Linked DNA regions of Homo sapiens: regions 2 and 3 are each linked to region 1. A link is a contact called in ENCODE Hi-C or POLR2A ChIA-PET data. All regions are on one chromosome and are shown on one strand. Each heading gives the region's core, a stretch centred on a gene start or an enhancer-like site at or near the end of the contact. The rest is flanking DNA. Distances are from core to core; before and after follow the strand shown.

Region 1 (3,730 bases), core at 415-2,914:
TATAATCCCAGCACTTTGTGAGGCTGAGGCTGGTGGATTGCCTGAGCTCAGGAGTTCAAGACAAGCCTGGGCAACATGGTGAAACGCCGTCTCCACCAAAACAATACAAAAAATTAGCCAGGCATAGTAATGTGCATCTGTGGTCCCAGCTATCGAGAGGCTGTGGCGGGAGAATCGCTTGAGCCTGGGAGGCAGAGATTGCAGAGAGCCAAGATCATGCCACTGCACTCCAGCCTGGGAGACAGAGTGAGACCCTGTCTCAAAAAAAAAAAAAAAAAAAGTATCAAGAAAGACAAAGAAAGACTGAGAAGGTATTCCAGACAAAGGAAGTAAAAAACACAGCCAGCCTGTAGTCTCAGTACTTTGGGAAACCAAGACAGGAGAATCACTTCAGCCTAGGAGTTTCAGACCAGCTTGGGCAACATAGTCAGACCCTGTCTCTAAAAAATAAAAATTAAAAAAAAAAAAAAAAGAACCAACCGTAACTTGGTTCTGGACTGGATTATTTTGTTGTAAAGAACATTATTGGGACAATTGGCATAACTCAAATGGGATCTGAGGAATAGACAGCAGGGCTATGTCAATGTTGATTTCCTGATTTTGCTGGTTAATGTGGGGTCATGCAGGACCACATCCTTGTTTGGAGGAATTCCACCCTAAAGTATTTAGGGGCAATGGGACATCAAATTGCAACTTACCATCAAATGGTTTAGGAAAAAATAATTCTTTGTACTGTCCTCCAATTTTTCCATAAATGTGATTTTGTTTTTCAAAATAAAAAAAATAAAAAAGAAAAGTAAGAAAAAAAAGAAGTCAGTGCCTTGTTTAGCTGGGAGGAAGGCCATGGTCTTGGGCACAAGCCTGAGATGTTTCTCGAAATTGAATTGCCTCTTTGCTGACTCCTGTGGGGACCTGGGTGGAAATGGAGGAGGGAGGCCTAAGATATCAGATGAATAAGTTTGCTCATAATCTTGCTACTCAGTTAGAAGGATTCATGATGATTTGTTGTGTAATCTTTTAGGAATGTGTGTGTGTGTGTGTGTGTGTGTGTGTGTGTGTGTGTGTGTAGAAACCTTTTTTTTTTAACTGGACAACATACTATGCCTACCGTTTATGAGCTTGCCTACTTCATGGTATTCTTCAACATCATTTTTAAAGGTTAGCTAATGAGTATCCCATTGGATGTGAATCATCATTTAGTTTACTAACCCCAGCTGGAGTTGGATTTGACATTCCTTGGTCCACCCTCCATACCTCATATTTTCAGTTCATGCTGTGCCTCAATGAGAAAGAAAAGAGGGAAGAGCTGCCAGGTTCTTTCTGGAAGACCTTATATTGTTTCCCACTTTCCCATGAACAGAATTGGGCAATGGGAGGAAGTTTTGAGGAGAGATTAAGATCATGCTCAGATGAGCTAGGTTTAATGACCAATTCTCCTCTTACCAGCCATGTGAAGTTGGACATGTTACCTGACATCTGTGTGCCTCAGTTTCCTCATCTGTAAAAGGGGGTGAAATGAAAAGTACCCATCTCACAGCGTTATTGAAAGATGAACAGACTCTAAGTAGCTGGCACATGTAAGTGCTCATTGGTGTTGGCCATTGTTAATACTATGAATAAATGTAAGAGGCAACTTTTGAGGTCTGCAGAAGGTTAAAAAGACACCAAGTGGGGCAACCTCCTCTGCCGAAGGGGAAATAGTCCTCTGTGTTGGTGGTGAGGCATAATTATGATGGAAAAAACATTTTCCAAGGTCTGGAACTGACGTGTACTCCTTGTGACATTTTAATCTGTGAGTAATAGATTCCATTGCCTACAGGGCTGCAATTTTTCCATTTATTGCTTTTTCCTCTTCTCTCCCAAACCTGGATTCTGCCTTTTCTCAGCTCCAGCCTGCCTCTAGCAACCATGAACTGTTTCTGGATAATCCCCTTCCCGCGCCAGCTTCTCTACTCAACTCAGGCAAGGAAGCCGAAAGCCCCAGAGCCACACTGCCTTTCTCGGGGAAAGTGGAGAGGACCTACTGTTTGCTCCATTAGTTACATTGCTTTCCATGCTCATGACAACTCTCTAATGCAGACACTGCAATGATCCAGGGTGCAGCAGAGGGGTTCCATGAATGGGCTTTGGAATCAGCGAGTACAGGACTGGCTTTGCCTCTCATACACTCACTGTGAAACCTGAACATCTGAGGCTCAGTTTTCTTATCTCTAGAATGAGCGGGACAATACTAATGACCTTACAGGACTATTAGGAAGATTGAGTTAAATCACACATGTAAAGTATATGCTTGTATTAGTCTGTTTTCACTCTGCTATAAAGAACTGCCTTAAACTCGGTAATTTATGAAGGAAAGAGGTTTAATTGACTCACAGGTCAGCATAGCTGGGGAGGCCTCAGGAAACTTACAATCATGGCAGAAGGGGAAGGGGAAGCAAGGCACCTTCTTCACAGGCGGCAAGAAGGAGAAGTGCCAAGTGAAGGGGGGAGAGTTCCTTATAAAACCATCAGATCTCGTGAGAACTCACTCATTCTCACAAGAACAGCATGGGGAGAATCGCCCTTATGATTCAATTACCTCCACCTGGTCTCTCCTTTGGCACATTGGGATTATGGGTATTATAGGGATTACAATTCAAAATGAGATTTAGGTGGGGACACAAAGCCTAACCATGTAAATGGTTAATTAAACCTATTTCCTTCAATGATACAGCCCCTAGAGCACAATGGATGCTCAGTAGATGCTAATTACCATAATTATCATTATTTGGAGTTGAAAAAATGAGCCTTGGGGTAATATAATTATTATAACTATAATTAATAATTATACTCTTCTCATTACATTTTGGAGGTGCAGAAACCCTGGTATACTTATCTCTAAGTTTAGTCCTTTTCCCACTGTACACAGCGGCTTGTCCCACTGTGCTGAAAACTACCATTCCCCTATCTTCTATAGTAATAGAAATTCTAGATGATTGTATGACCACCAGCTAAGATTACATTTCCCAGGCATCCTTGAGGCAAGATGTGGCCATGTGACTAGTTTGGCTGGTCGAATGCGCGTGGAAGTGGTATTTGAAGCTTCCTGGTTAGGTATTTACAAGGAAAGGGCCTGCTTTCCCTTGTCCCTTTCCCTCTTGGGTTGACTGAGTGGATTTTGACATAGAAGGATATAAACTTCTATCTTGTGTAAGCCATTGTATTTTGAGTCTCTTTGTTACAGCAGTCAAACCCTCAAAGAGAGGGAGTAGCAGTGTTGGTAGTAACAGGACTCAGGCTAGGAGTCAGGAGACTTGGCTCTATCCCTCATTTGCTTCATGGCTAAAATATTCATTTGCTCCCTTATCTGACAACATTTTGCCAGCACCTGTACAAGACATTAGCAAGAGATAAATAAAACATAGCTCCAGAAATTATCTAATCCATCTGCAGTCTTGGTGATGTTATCCATGTTAATCTTTCAGGACGATATGCTCACTTATAGAGGATATGGAGTTCAGTTGCAGATGCAGACCAGGGCTCTTAAATAATTGCTCTGCAGGTTCCAAACATTTTATGGGTTCAGAATGGGTTACAAGGCTGTTAATATACTGAGCAAAATGCTTAAAACAATCATAGATGTTGAGACACTTACTAATTGCAAATCCTTTGCAAGATATCGAACCTCAGTTCCAGTTGTCATATGGAAATAATGGTATGAAGGGAATTAAATTAGAGAACACATATAAAG
Region 2 (3,730 bases), core at 882-3,381, 55 kb after region 1:
TAAAAATACAAAAAATTAGCCAGGCATGGTGGCGGGCACCTGTGGTCCCAGCTACTTGGGAGGCTGAGGCAGAAGAATGGCATGAACCCGGGAGGCAGAGCTTGCAGTGAGCCAAGATGGCGCCACTGCACTCCAGCCTGGGCGACAGAGCCAGACTCCATCTCAAAAAAAAAAAAAAAAAAAAATACAGAGGCATTTTCAGCAGCTCCCCTTCACTTCCTGCAATTAGATTGGCTGCCCAATTTCCACTAATGCCCCATTTTCTGGCAAGTAAAACCACCATCACGGGATTAACGAGAATTACAAGTCAGGTTTTAGGCAGAATTATCTTTAGGCATTGACCAGGGCACATTTTGACCACTCCCTTGCAGTTGCTAACTAAGAGTCATATAATAGCACACTGACTACCTGCACCCATCTGGAACCCATTATTCCTATAGATAGAATCTCTGACAATAGACCATTTTACCCATGAATTGCTTAGGGCGTTTTTCAAATCCAGCAGAATGGCTGACGCCAACAAATGTAAAGACCCTCACCAAGGAACCAATTCAGCATAGGAATGCGGTTTCTTCAATACGCTGCCTGTCCCGTGACTTCACCCTTCACTTCTCAACAGATCAACAATCCCTACACGTTAGTCCATCACCTGTACAGACTCCTTAGAAACAGTATCCCCAAACCTCTTGCGGAGATGGATTTGAGGTTTTTTCTCATCTTCTCCTTTAGCTGTCCTATGATTATTAAACTCTTTCTCTGCTGCAACCCCCAGTGTCTCAGTATGCTGACTCACTGTGCATCAGGCAATGAACCTATTATAGTTACAGAAGGACTGTAAATCACAGAGTTGTCCCTTGTGGCCATGTCTGGACTATTGACCCTAGCTCCTAATCTACTTCCAGCCATTGGATCAGGGGTGGAACCTGGCTTAATTTGACCAGTTGCAGTAATTTGCTCCTTTGGGCATGGTTCATTGGTCCTGGAGTGGCCATCTGAGACAAACCAAATTAACCACGATTGTTCCCCAGAACTTTTCAAACTGGAACTAAGAAAAGAGAGCTGGTTTCATTTTGGAGGTGAAGATGTGGGCTCTGAGGCCTGGAATCTAAATGTGACCATGTGACCTACCTGTTAAAGAGATCATTTTAAGAGAATGAAGCATGGAGTGGCAGATGAGAGATGGGGAGAAATTCTACTGGCAGAGAATGTAAGTTCCCAATTCAGTTGTCCTCATAGTCCAGCTGCACTTCACATCTTCCCGCAGTTATGAGAATCCACCTCCAATAAATTCCCATTGCCTGACTAAATTATTTAAAGATGGGTTTCCATGCATAGAAATCAAAAAAAGTTCTAACTGGCTGGGTGCTGTGGTTCACACCTGTAATCCCAGCACTTTGGGAGGCATTGGTGGGTGGATCACTTGAGTTCAGGAGTTCGAAACCAGCCTGGGAAACATGGTGAGACCCTGTCTCTGAAAAAAAAAAAAGTTTTAACTAATATACCTCTCCTTACCCTTTTTGATTGTGACTTAAAGTATTCTCAGTTAAGTTCTAAGCATCTTAGGAGATGCTAGAGGCATGGGTGAGCCAAATAAATGAAGTCGCAGAGCCCCGGCATATTGCTGTGTTATGTGAGGCCAGAGGAAACCCAGGGAGTTCTTCAATGGGAATATTCTATTTTGATTTGCTGAGATCTGCTGAAGGCTCCTTCTTGGGTTAAACACAAGTATTCCCCCAGCTTGCAGAGACGTTTTTGTTTTGTTTGAAAAAGTACTGTATCAAATGCAGTCCTTTGGTTGGCAGAGCTCCTTATATATCTTCTACATCTCTTGTGGCACTTTCACATCCATTATCACATTTTTACCTCTTAAGCGTTCCTAGAGGTGAGTGAGGCCAAATGGTACATTACTATTTTAAAAGGAGGAGGCAACTGCATTCCAGAAGGATTAAGTGTTTTGTTGAGAGCTACTGAGTTTGTCCAGGACAAAATCAGCCTGAAAATTGGGTTTCCTGACTCTCAGGATTTAATCCGTGCCCTACCCACATTTGACCAAAAACAAATGAGTCTTGCGGCTTCTCTGGTTCTTAGTCTGAGAAGGCAAAGACAAGGGGCTGGGAAATGCCCCTCCAACTGGCCATGTGGACTTGTAATAAGCATGTAAATACCATGCTGGGACATGGCGGCAAGGCTCATTTGCTGCCTTCTCACAAAGTGGAATGGGAGAATTCGTTGCACGGTATTAACCAATTGGTTGCCTAGTAGTCTGGTGAAGTGTATTAAGGACATTACCAGAGCAATGTAAGCTAAGGCCAAGGAGGACAGTCTGACCAGAGGAAGACCACAGAGTATGTGTTTCTACATTTACATATGACTCAGGAGAGTTTGGCATCATAGCTGGGACCATTTTCCAAACTGAAAGAAGGAATTTCTCTACTTGCGAGGGTGGCTGGGCAGGCTCCATGGAGACAGAAGTTTGCCTGCAGAATTACTTGGCTTTGTGTATAGCTAGAGGTGGTCAACTACACTTCCCCTTCCAACAGGCAGCCAATTGGAGAGGGCTAGGGTTTGCAGATGGCTCTTCTGCTCTTCTCACCATGGCCCTGGCAAAAGCAACCATTCAGACTCCATTTGTGGTGAAAGGAAACACAGTTGAAGGGTATGTTTTACCAGGGATGAAAACCAAGTGAACCCAGGAATATATCGTGAGGCTCCTTTTTTCAGCTCAAGGCCCTGAAAAGAAAACTGAACTTTGTTGATAGTATTTGACTATTGTTCGTGTTTAAGGGCCTCCAAAATTTGGAAATGGGGGAAACAGGACTGACTTTTTAAGTGCTTAACTGTAATAACTGTAGTATTGGACTAAATGTGAAAGATCAACGGAAAAAGACAGGATGACTTCCAAAGCCCTTGGACTAGCTGGGAGTGGGAGGATGGTGGTGCAAGGGGAGGCAGTGGTTGGGATGGGCAACTGTGGAAACAGAGAAAAAAGACAGACACAGAGACAAATATTGGTGGTGCTCATTCAAACACTTCCCAATGGAAAAGAAGCCTTAGCCAATGGATTTTGGGGGTGCAATGCCACTCCTAGTGGGTAAATGTATCTAGAGGGGTATAATAGCTCTTGTGTTTGTGCCTTCACATTCTGTCTGTAAGACTATCTCTGTGTGACATGAAAGATGTACTGAGTAGCTTACTTTGCTACTGCATACCTTTGGCTTATCCAATTCTCTTTGATCTGATGTCACACTCAACAAGTAATCTCCTGATTACTGTTTAGCTCCTACAGGGAAAGAATGTATTGATCCTAGAAACTTCGGATATTCTTGTCCTTCTAAAGATGGTTTCTTACGAGAAGTGAATAACTTGGCATTCTGATGTTTTATATCAGCCTTTTGAATGTAATTAGCATGAGCCTGCCCTGAGAGACGCATGGCATGATGTGTTGACAAAGTCAGGTCTGAGCTCACCAGTCTAATTATCCAACTACTGATGATTGTAAATTTGTAAGGTAATAAATGATACACTGTCAGGCCATTTGGGAGACGGCCGGCCAACCTTCCCACAGTGGGGTATCCTGATATCACCCTGTAACTGAGAAATCACATTTGGAACTTTAATACAACCCTCTTTGAGGAAGAAATAGCTACAGCAAGGTAAAAATAGAGTGTTAGTGATAGGAGGTAGGAGTGGTGCTAAAAATGTTTATGGCATGAATATAGTAGCCGTGAGA
Region 3 (3,730 bases), core at 839-3,338, 37 kb after region 1:
AAAGCAAACACTTTCCAACTCATTACATGAGTTGGAACATGTAATGAATTGGAAAGTGTTTGCTTTTTCTCTTTTTTCTGAGTTTGTTAAGGTATTATGTTGAGGCCAACATAATACTGATACAAAAACCAGGTAAGGATATTACAAGAATAAAATTATAGACTAATATTGTTCAGGAACATAGTAGGAACAAAAATCCTTAACGAAATACTAGCAAACAAAATCTAGCATTAGAGAAAATAATACATTTTGACTAAGTGGGTTTATACCAGGAATGCAGGATTGGTTAAACAATAAAAAACTAATCAGTATAATTTACCACATTAATGAAATAAGAAAATGTGATGAACTTAATAAATTCAGAGAAAGTATTTGGTAAAATTTAGTACCCATCTATTATAGAAATTCTCAGAAAACTAAGAATGGAAAAAATAATTAATCAGTATGATAAAGGATTTTTATGAAAAACTCAGCGTTATTATGAATAAGTCTGTTTGAACGTTCATAGCAACCTTATACATCATGCCTCTAATCTGGAGACTATCCTAATGTCCACCAACAAGAGAATTAACATACAAACTATGGTTTATTCATACAATGAAATAGTACTCAGCAACAAAAAAAGATAAATTACCGATACATGCAACAAAATTGATGAGTCTTAAAACACTGTGATGAATACAGGATGCAAGACACCAAATTGCACATACCGTATGCCTCCATTTATATAAAATCCTAGAACAGATAAAACCTATGCATGTTGATAGTAATCAAAACAGTGCTTTTCTTGATAGTGCTGGGATTGCAGAATATGGTGTCTACTGAATGCGTATCACATCCACATCATCATAAAGTTGAAAAGCCCTAAATAGAAAAATCCTAAATTGGGGTCATTTAATACCTTTTTTTTTTTTTTTTTTGAGATGGAGTTTTGCTCTTGTTGTCCAGGCTGCAGTGCAATGGCATGATCTCGGCCCACTGCAACATCTGCCTCCTGGGTTCAAGCGATTCTCCTGCCTCAGTCTCCCCAGTAGCTGGGATTACAGGTGTGCGCCACCATGCCCAGCGAATTTTTGTATTTATAGTAGAGACGGGGTTTCACTATGTTGGTCAGGCTGGTCTCGAACTCCTGACCTCAGGTGATCTGCCTGCCTTGGTCTCCCAAAGTGCTGGGATTACAGGTGTGAGCTACCATGCCCGGCCCATTTAATAAATATTGATGTGTACTTTCTAATATATGCCAAGTACTATTTCTACGTACCAGTCATAGTAAGTTCTGTAAAAAAATAGTGCAGAGGAAGGGAAGAAACAGTGACGGTGGTGGGCAATAGAGTGTGCTATTTTGTGTAAGATATCCTTTGAGCTGAGCAGAGACCTGCAAAAGGTAAAAGAGTGAGGCATGAGGGTATCTAGGGAGAAAGCTTTGAAACAGAGGGAAAAGCATGTGCAAAGACTCTGAGATGAATGTGCTGGGCATGTGTGTGGCACAGCAAAAAGGCCAATGTTGCTAAAGTGGCATGAGTAATAGGGACGGTGGGAAGAGATGGGGTGAGTGAGAGGCTGGGAGAACATTTTCATTCTAAATGATCTGAGAAGTCATAGAGGGTTTTCCATAAGGAATGATGGCAGCTGACATTTTCATGATATCACTCTGACTGTTTTACTGAGAATAAATAAATTACTAAGGGGGCTCAAGGCAATAGTAGGGGCAGTTATTGCAATCTTCTGGACAAGAGATACTGTTGACTTTTGACTAAAATAGTAGTGGTGGGGTGTTGAAACATGGTCAAACTCTGATCATATTTAGAAGGCAGAGTCATCGGGGTTTGCTGATGGATTCAATGTGGGACATGAGACAGAAGTCAAGGACAACTCCAACGTTTTTCTTTGGGAAATTGTAAAGGTTAATTTTATGTGTCAACTTGACTGGGTCACAGTGAACCCAGACATTTGGTCAAACATTACTCTGGGTGTGTCTGTGAGAGTGTTTCTGGATGAGACTAACATTTGAATCAGCAGAATGAGTAAAGCAGATTGCCTTTCCGATGGTGGGTGGCCCTCATCCGATCTGTTGACGGCCTGAATAGAACAAAAAGTCTAATCCTTCCTCCAGGAAGAGGAAAGTCCTTCTGCCAGACTGAGCTAGGACACTGATTGGATCTAGCCTTCAGACTCGGACCGAAACATCAGCTCCCCTTGGGTCTCAAGCCTGCTGGCGTTCAGACTGGAACTTACAACACTGGCTGGAACTTACATCACTGGCTCTCTTGGTTCTTAGACTCAGACTGGACTACACATTAACTCTCCTGGTCTCCTGGTCTCCAGCTTGCCAACAACAGATCTTGAGACTTCTCAGCCTCCATAATCACATGATCCAATGTCTCATAACCTCTCTCTCTCTCTCTCAGTTCGTTTATCTGGAGAACACTGAATAATACAGCAACTAAAATAATGCATTTGCCATTTATGAAGATAGAGATCAAGGTTTCTGTTTGGCCATGTTAAGTTTGAGATGCCTCTTAGACATGCAGATGGAAATGTTGAGTAGGCAGTTCAATATATAAGTCTGGGGTCTAGGGATGAGGTCAAGGCCGAAACTAAAAAGTAGGAGTTTTTATCATTTGATAAAATTTATATCCACTAGACTGAATGAGACCACCTAGAGAATGAATACAAAGATGAGAAGTGGTGTAAGGACTGAGCCCTCAGATACTTCAATATTTAGAGATCAAGAAGATGAAAGAAGTCTAGCAAAGGCCGCTGAAAGGGAGCTTGTCAGCAGGAAGACTGAGGGACATCCTAGAAGCCAGGAGAAGAAGTGTTTCGAGGAGGAACAAGTGATCAGCAGTACCAAATGCTACTACTGACTTATGGAGAAACGAGATTGGGCCATTAAACTGGCAACAGGCAGGTTACTGCTGACTTTGACAACAACATTGTCAGTGGAGTGGGTTCAGGAAACAATGGGAGGAGAGAGTGAAGACAAAAAAAAAATAGAAAAATACTTTACAAAGTTTTGACCCAAGACAATTAGAAAGATGGAACAATAGCAAGAGGAATTTTGGAAGTCAGGGAAAATTTTTCAAAGATAGCTACAGCATATCTGGATATTGATGGGAATGATCCAATAGAGAAGAAAAATTCTATGACAATGTAGACAGAAAAGGGGGAGCATTGCACGTATGAAGTCCTTGTGTAGGTGAGAGAACATGGGGTTCAGGGATTGAGGTATTGTTCTTAGGTAGAGCCTGGAAAGATCAAATATAGTAGTAGGAGGGAAGACAGAACTTAAGGAACAGATGCAAATAAGTTAGTGGATTTGATAGTGGGTGAGTATGAAAGTTCTTTTCCTAGTGCTTTTATTTTCTCTGTGAAAATCCAGATTACACCAACCTGGGTTTTAATTCCAGCTCTGACACCTTTTAACAGCTGTGTAATATCGGTCCCATCACCTCACTTCTTCATTACAATCTGGCTAGATGAATTTAGAAAATTTAACTGACTCCACGATGGTAGCATTGTACACTGTGCAATTTGCAGTACATGTGATTTATGATATAGACCATGGAAACTATGCCATAGTAGACTATGTGATATTGCAAGCTCAACTTAAACTTAAAATCATAAATTTTCACAAATTTTATAGGTCAAGCCTCCTCACCACATTTAAATACCTTTTCATAATTTTCTCCTCCAAGTTGGGTGAGTAAGTACTTCAACTGTTGTATTA

Evidence for each region. Hi-C counts contacts between places; a loop is a spot of excess contacts on that map. ChIA-PET counts read pairs that join two places held with the same protein, here RNA polymerase II (POLR2A). Pooled maps may share reads with other maps.
Region 2: a map of ascending aorta shows a loop between it and region 1 (2.1-fold over the local background). The contact joins two enhancer-like sites. A Hi-C loop is called at or near these places in 7 of 168 maps with a recorded cell type or tissue (Right ventricle myocardium inferior, aorta, ascending aorta and 1 more) and 3 of 50 pooled maps. POLR2A ChIA-PET finds 5 or more read pairs at or near these places in 3 of 52 experiments (HEK293, OCI-LY7 and SK-N-SH).
Region 3: a map of cardiac septum shows a loop between it and region 1 (2.3-fold over the local background). The contact joins two enhancer-like sites. A Hi-C loop is called at or near these places in 7 of 168 maps with a recorded cell type or tissue (ascending aorta, cardiac septum, heart left ventricle and 1 more) and 5 of 50 pooled maps. POLR2A ChIA-PET finds 5 or more read pairs at or near these places in 1 of 52 experiments (HEK293).

The regions. Positions count from the first base shown.
Region 1 is chr12:93,916,628-93,920,357 of GRCh38, forward strand. All of the region lies in intron 1 of LOC105369911 (a long non-coding RNA gene), which reads right to left. Among named protein-coding and RNA genes, the nearest start is that of CRADD-AS1, 180 kb to the left of the region's middle. Within about 2 kb of position 1,665, at least 5 of the 41 ENCODE cell types and tissues checked have a DNase peak (open chromatin) inside an H3K27ac peak, as active enhancers do; they include ascending aorta, where a contact is called at or near this core.
Region 2 is chr12:93,970,665-93,974,394 of GRCh38, forward strand. All of the region lies in intron 2 of LOC105369912 (a long non-coding RNA gene), which reads right to left. Among named protein-coding and RNA genes, the nearest start is that of PLXNC1, 180 kb to the right of the region's middle. Within about 2 kb of position 2,132, at least 2 of the 41 ENCODE cell types and tissues checked have a DNase peak (open chromatin) inside an H3K27ac peak, as active enhancers do; they include ascending aorta, where a contact is called at or near this core.
Region 3 is chr12:93,952,828-93,956,557 of GRCh38, forward strand. No RefSeq gene overlaps it. Among named protein-coding and RNA genes, the nearest start is that of PLXNC1, 190 kb to the right of the region's middle. Within about 2 kb of position 2,089, at least 6 of the 41 ENCODE cell types and tissues checked have a DNase peak (open chromatin) inside an H3K27ac peak, as active enhancers do; they include ascending aorta, where a contact is called at or near this core.